Regions from separate parts of the Homo sapiens genome. Here region 1 is linked to region 2. Evidence: chromatin contacts called from ENCODE Hi-C or POLR2A ChIA-PET data. All regions are on one chromosome and are shown on one strand. The core of a region is the stretch at or near the end of the contact, and the rest is flanking DNA. Distances in the headings are between cores, read along the strand shown. Region 1 overlaps SEMA3A (semaphorin 3A). Region 2 overlaps SEMA3A (semaphorin 3A).

The links. A loop is a pair of places that touch in the nucleus more often than their neighbours do. ChIA-PET counts read pairs that join two places held with the same protein, here RNA polymerase II (POLR2A). Pooled maps may share reads with other maps.
Region 1: a map of endothelial cell of umbilical vein shows a loop between it and region 2 (6-fold over the local background). The contact joins two enhancer-like sites. A Hi-C loop is called at or near these places in 3 of 168 maps with a recorded cell type or tissue (Right ventricle myocardium inferior, cardiac septum and endothelial cell of umbilical vein) and 1 of 50 pooled maps. POLR2A ChIA-PET finds 5 or more read pairs at or near these places in 2 of 52 experiments (HepG2 and T-cell).

Annotation. Positions count from the first base shown.
Region 1 is chr7:84,023,598-84,027,248 of GRCh38, forward strand. All of the region lies in intron 6 of SEMA3A (semaphorin 3A), which reads right to left. Among named protein-coding and RNA genes, the nearest start is that of SEMA3A, 170 kb to the right of the region's middle. Within about 2 kb of position 1,859, at least 8 of the 41 ENCODE cell types and tissues checked have a DNase peak (open chromatin) inside an H3K27ac peak, as active enhancers do; they include endothelial cell of umbilical vein, where a contact is called at or near this core.
Region 2 is chr7:84,122,270-84,125,726 of GRCh38, forward strand. All of the region lies in intron 3 of SEMA3A (semaphorin 3A), which reads right to left. Among named protein-coding and RNA genes, the nearest start is that of SEMA3A, 71 kb to the right of the region's middle. Within about 2 kb of position 1,807, at least 3 of the 41 ENCODE cell types and tissues checked have a DNase peak (open chromatin) inside an H3K27ac peak, as active enhancers do; they include endothelial cell of umbilical vein, where a contact is called at or near this core.

The sequences.
Region 1 (3,651 bases), core at 609-3,108, 99 kb before region 2:
CAGAGGTTGCAGAGCAGGGAAGGCGGAACATATAACCCCACTGCAGAAAAATGGCAGAAATCCCCTCTCTCTCTGAATCAACAGGAACACCACCTATGAAAGGAAAAAACAAGGCTTTAAAATGTAGATAGTGCCGGGCGCTATGGCTCACGCCTGTAATCCCAGCACTTTGGGAGGCCGAGGCGGGTGGATCACGAGGTCAGGAGATCGAGACCATCCTGGCTAACACGGTGAAACCCCGTCTCTACTAAAAAATACAAAAAAGTTAGCCGGGTGTGGTGGCGGGTACCTGTAGTCCCAGCTACTCGGGAGGCTGAGGCAGGAGAATAGCGTGAACCCGGGAGGCGGAGCTTGCAGTGAACGGAGATCGCGCCACTGCACTCTAGCCTGGGCAACGGAGCGAGACTCCGTCTCAAAAAAAAAAAAAAAAAAATTAGTTCACAGAAATATACATACACATTCTTTTCTTCACACTTTAAAGGAGGTCCCAGTGACATTATAACTATGAAGGAAAACTCTTTCAGAAAGCAACATAAAAAGAAGCAAGTATTTCCTTCACTGTACTTATATAAAAACTGTTCTGTGATAGGATTCAGAGAAAATGGGTAGAAATTAGGCTTCTCCCAGTCACTAGATTTGTTACTTCAAAAATAACAACTTGGCTGGGCGCGGTGGCTCACGCCTGTAATCCCGGCACCATGGGGAGGCCAAGGCGGGTGAATCACTTGAGGCCAGGAGGTTGAGACCAGCCTGGCCAACATGATGAAACCTCGTCTCTACTAAAAATACAAAAAAAAAATTAGACGAGTATGGTGGCACACACCTATAATCCCAGCTATTCGGGAGGCTGAGGCACGAGAATTGCTTGAACCCAGGAGGCGGAGGTTGCAGTGTGCTGAGACCGCACCACTGCACTCCAGCCTGAGCAAGAGAGGAGACTCTGTCCCTGCACACCCAATGCCCCCCCACAATAAAAGAAAAAAGAAAAAAAATCAACTAGCCTCAGTTACTTGACTATCAGAAAGTACATATCTTTGAGGAGTGTTGGGAGAATTAATTAGGGAATACACATACATCTATCTATCTGCCAATGCCAAGCATATTATTGGTCTTCAAAATTGCTAGCTGTTATTATTTTATAACATTGTTTTTAAAACTTTGTGAAATATTGTATACAAATGTATGTTTAAAAGTTAATGGTAACATAAGATCAGGTGCGGTGGCTCATGCCTGTAATCCCAGAACTTTGGGAGGCCGAGGCAGGTGAATCACTTGAGGTGAGGAGTTCGAGACCAGCCTGGCCAATATGGTGAAACCCCGTCTCTACTAAAACACAAAAAGTAGCCGGGCATGGTGGTGGGCGCCTGTGGACCCAGTTACTTGGGAGGCTGAGGCAGGAGAATCTCTTGAACTCAGGAGGCGGAGGTTGCAGTGAGCCGAGATGGTGCCACTGCACTCCAGCCTGGGTAACAAAGCGAGACTCTGTCTTTAAATGAATAAATAAATAAATAAAAATAAGTAATGGTAACATAAACTTAGATTACCAGTGGAAGCAAGTTGGTAGCTGATAAGGATTCTAAAAACCTGCTAAAGACAACTAAGATGAACAAAGACTAATTATAAATTATGTAAATTATAAAACTATATTAATATTTCCAATATCACAGCCTCAGGCTTCAAAATATTTACAAAGAAACTAGCTGGGAAATTGGTAATGGGGAATAATTATCACCAGATGACTGCCAGCACACCAGGATGGCAGCCACAGTGACTGGTTTCTTCCCTTTTCAGCTATGCCACAACATACAGAAAACAAAAGCCCCAAAGAATCAATAGACCATGAATGGGAACTTTCAGCACATTAAGAATGCAGGGAATGCAACATAAGGTCATCTCACATTCTTAGCTAACAGCCTAAGCAGAGGAGATATATCATTTTTGGCTGTGGAATAGAATAACCTCTGGCTGCCAAGGAACGGGCCTGGAAAAACTTCTGATGCTAGCTGGCTGGGAAACTGTGAATAGCCTTTGGGATAGTTTAACCCAAGAAAAGTTCAAGATGAGTCACATCAGGAGAGAGAGAAGGGCTGATTAGAATGAAAGATAAACACAGAAGGCAAGTGAAAATAATAGATACTGTTTATTGCACCCTTTCCTTCTGTACTATCTGCATTATCTAATCCACACATACCCCAGAAAGAAATCCTGGGATTAAGACCCAGCGAATGTTCAAGGTACAAACTAGTAACTGGCAGAGCCAGGGCATAACAAGAGCCGAGTTCCTTCTACTGCCTCAAGCTACATGGAGTGTTTGCACCTATGTAATTTGCAATATGTCTCTAAGTTGCATGTACTTCTACACTATTTGGTTATTTGATTTACTATTTTAATATACTTTTTAATCATTAATCAAGAGAATAGTGGGAAAGATTGCTACCTTCTAGCACTACAAAATAAGTCTATTTGAACTAAATGGTCATAACCAAAAGCAACGGTTCGTAGTTTTCCTCAAAAAGGCAAATGACGGAATAAGAAGTGAAAGGCTTTGGGATATTGGACTTACAAGCATAAATACATAAAGTCATCACGAACATCACTGTGGTGTGGAGTGCCCTCAACTCTGTACCTTAAATCAAATTAAGTACCTCGTATCTCTTATTCAACCCTGACTTTGAGGAGAAAATGTTTTTCCACCTTCATCTTTTCAGTTTCATCTCCCATATCTATTTAACTGGCAATTACTACCAATTCTCTACTAATAATTTTTAGAATATTTTTCACTTATTTATTTGTTTTCTATTAAAAGTCTTCTCATCTCTCTCCTAAAGTATTGATGTGACCTCTAGAAAGAGTCCCCTGCTTTGAACTACCATGCAACCCAGTGAACCCATTACTAGGTATATACCAAGAAGAATATAAATCATTGTACCATAAAGACACATGCACATGAATGTTTTTTGTAGCACTGTTCACAATAGCAAAGACATGGAATCAACCTAAATGCCCATCAATGACAGACTGAATTTAAAAAATGTAATTAGTGCATGTACACCATGGAATACTATGCAGCCATAAAAAGGAATGAGATCATGTCCTGTAGGAACATGGATGGGGCCGGAGGCTCTTATCCTTAGCAAACTAACACAGGAACAGAAAACCAACTACTGCATGTTCTCACTTATAAGAGGCAGCTAAATGATAACCACTTATGAACACAAAGAAGGGAACAGACACTGGACTCTACTTGAGGGTGGAGGGTGGGAAAAGGGAGAGAAGCAGAAAAAAATAACTATTGGGTACTAGGCTCAATACCTGAGTGATGAAATAACCTGTACAACAAACCCCTGTGACACGAGTTTACCTATAAAGCAAACCTTCACGTGTACCCCCAAACCTAAAATAAAAGTTAAAAAAAAAACTGCAAGCAAAATTATGTGTGTGTACCTACAAAAAAATGGACCATTGCTTTAAATAATTTTCTTCCAAATCAATATTTTACAATATTTACAAGGTATATCTCTAAATATACACAATTTTTTAATGGTTTTTCATTGACTAAGCAAATTCAGATGCCTTTAAAAGACATGCAATGTCTCTGCTACCTAGTCCCTGGATATACCTAATTCTAGGCTTGTTCCCAGTTGAATTTCC
Region 2 (3,457 bases), core at 557-3,056:
ATGAACAGACACTTCTCAAAAGAAGACGTTTATGTAGCCAACAGAAACATGAAAAAATGCTCATCATCACTGGCCATCAGAGAAATGCAAATCAAAACCACATGAGATACCATCTCACACCAGTTAGAATGGCAATCATTAAAAAGTCATAGAGATCTTTTTTTAAAAAAGCATGCAAAAAGCTAGTCAGGGCGTCTGCTCATAAGATGTGAGAAATGTGAAGACCCATGAAAAACTATATTCCAACAATTATACATGAGGATTTTGAAATGTAATGTAATTTTATTATTTGATAGGCTCCCAAATTAGAAGGTAATTCTAATTATCCACTTAATACAGTTTTATTATGTCTCAATATGTCTAAAATAAAATTTAAAAAATTGAAAGTTCATGTCAAATTTGACCTTTGAAAAAGTAATGAAATTTAAGGGTTGACATAGGCATTTTGGAATGCACTGTAACTTTAGATGCATGTGCAGCTTTAAATTCTCATTGCATTCACTTGGCAAAAATTAGTGCTATTGAGGTCCTGCAATTTGAGCCACAGTAAACATGATAGACATTATAATATATCATATCATTAAGAGGAGTAACAACTAAGGACAAATATATAAAAATAAATCCCTCAAGAATTTTAAAAAGTCTCAAAGTTCAGGTGCATGATACAACACTTTGAAATGTATCCAAGAATCAGAATGTTATGAGAGTCTGCTTTTTTGTTCCTCTCAGATGGTTGAAATTTTGATTTCCAATGATGTTCAAAATATTTCTAACAGTCATACGGTTGCCATTTGGTTTTACTGAAATTTAGTGCAAAGAGAGATGGTTTAGTAGGATAAACAAAGAAGATTCAGAGAGCTATTGATTCAAAACAGATTCTTTTACCAGCTTAGAATGTATTCAGCTTTCATTTGCAAAACAGGGTCAATGAAGTTAATCCATCAATAGAAATGTTACTGTGTATAACCAACTGAATTTTAAGCACTAGAAAAATACCGAAAATGGGAGTAACGGTGAATAACAGCAGCCAGAATACAGGTATCTCGACTGTATTTATTTCCCTATCCAGGGTCTCTGTCCAACAGTATTATATACTGCATTATATATATATTTTTCAAATAACAGCTCTCAAGTAACAGCAATGGAAAAATTCATAAGCATTTCACTACTCTAATGCTAAAAATGCCACAGCAATTTGAAGGTTTAGAATCTACAATACCAAAAAAGACATATTAATATGATGATTTGTTTTATATCCTGTACATTCAGTTCTACAAGAGAAAATTAAATGTAGATGAATATCAGAAATGTCATCACCAGCACATGCATGTACATGCATGCGCAGGCACACACACACACTCTATATAGAAAAAATATATAAATATATAGAAAAGCAATATTAAAAGAACAATAAGTGTTATCAGATAAACATATATTTTATATATATCAGATAAAATATATATATTTAAAATATACAATTTATTTCTTATTGTTTAATATATATTATCTGATAACCTTATATATATATATTTATCTGATAACCTGATATATATATATGAGAGAGAGAGAGAGCAAGAGAGTATAACTATGTGCCTGAGGCTACAGGTTTCCTCTTTAACAACAAAGTCCATTCTTTGTGGAATAGTTGCTTGAATTACAGCTGCTGATTTAATATATGTGTTTGGTGCAAAACTCGGCAGAGAGTAATGATGAGTTATATTATCCCAGCTGCATGAGAGAATGCGGAGACGTTTCACTTTTCTGTATGATACCATACTCAGTGACACAGAAACTATGTAGGTTCAATCCAGTGGCATGTCCTGGTTTCTGGTTTACTGTGTTGTCATAGCCATAGGAATGAGCTTTTCCTTAACTAGGCATAAGAATGGCCCACTCTAAAAGTGCATAAGATTAGCCAGTGTCTTGACCCCTCTTTTCCTATTGTAGCCTTCTATCTGAATCTGATGCTGCAGAGATAGCATTTTACCCAGTGTGACTTGTTTAAAGGCACTTCATTTCCAGTGGACTTTTCGAGGAAATCAGTAGGAAATGGTAAGTGCAGGCTCCGGAAATCAGGGATAACAAGTAAGGAGGTTGTTTGTTTACTTTACTATAAATGTTCAGGTCAGTTCCTATTTTGGTTACAATTCTGTCTTGGAGCCCTGATGGCTGCCACAGCCACTCACATCCATTCTTGTGGTTTTCAGTATTACCCGAGCCCTTTGAAAGGAATTATTGTCTGTAAGTCACAGCTGACTATTATTTACCCAAGATACAGTGCAGAATTTCCATCAAACTGTCCGTTGTGTCACTTTGCAAATCAGGTGTCAAATGAAAGAAAAAGCCTCTTTCTTCTTAATATTTATTTCTTATTGTTTATTTAAATCATTGTTAAAAATAATAATGCTATTTATTTTCTTATGTTTATTAAGGAAGGGATGTTACAAATCCCAGGGATCCATCCAATAGCTATTTCTAAAATCATATATTAAGAAAGAAATGCAAAAATTGCATCTGTAAATTAAAATCCAAAAATAACCAATGAATGCCATGAATCATCTTGAAGTGCACAAAATATGTAAACTGAGGCATTACTTAAATGAGGTTAACTGAAAATTAAAATAAATTTTAATAAAATTATAAATGAATAAAATATATCTTGCATAAAAAATGTATGAAAAGCAATATTAAAGGATCTATAAGGGTTATCAGCAAAATAGTATGAAATACATTTTAACATTGAGTAGAGCTGGAAGAAAAATATATTTTTCCTTGAAATAAAATATATAAAAACTTCTGTTTTCCTTTCACTATATAAATCATAATGGAGAAAATTCAAAATCTTGAATTGATTTAATGCAGAATATGAAGAAATACCAAAGCACAAATATTTTATAATGTTACAATTAATTAATTAACTGATTTTTGAAAACATTATTAAGGCAATGTTATCACACCATTGCACTTTTAAAAATGTGTGTCTCTCTATGCACTTCTATCATAATGATTTATATTTTTTCAGAATCTTTATTACAAGGTGCTGTGAAATGATCTGGTGTCACTCTATCAGATTCAGCAAACTCCATGTCTTAGATCCTTTTAATTAAGTTCCATAAAATTCATAAACATTTTTAGTAAGTGTGGAAAATGCAATGAAGTTGCCTTTCTTCTTTGAAAGTATTCTTGACCAGCCTGGCCAACATGGCAAAACCCTGTCTCTACTAAAAATACACAAATTAGCCGGATGTGATGGTGGACACCTGTAATCCCAGCTACTAAGGTGGCTGATGCAGGTGAATCTCTAAAGTCATGATTAAGTGATTAAATTATCCTCCACAGGGCCTTGTGGATCATTAGTTTATTGAGGCTGCTGAACTAACTACATCTGGGCTAACCGCAAGAATCCCTTAGTTTTTTGTATTAATAACAGGGAGAGAGAGGCAAAGATAGAGAGGGA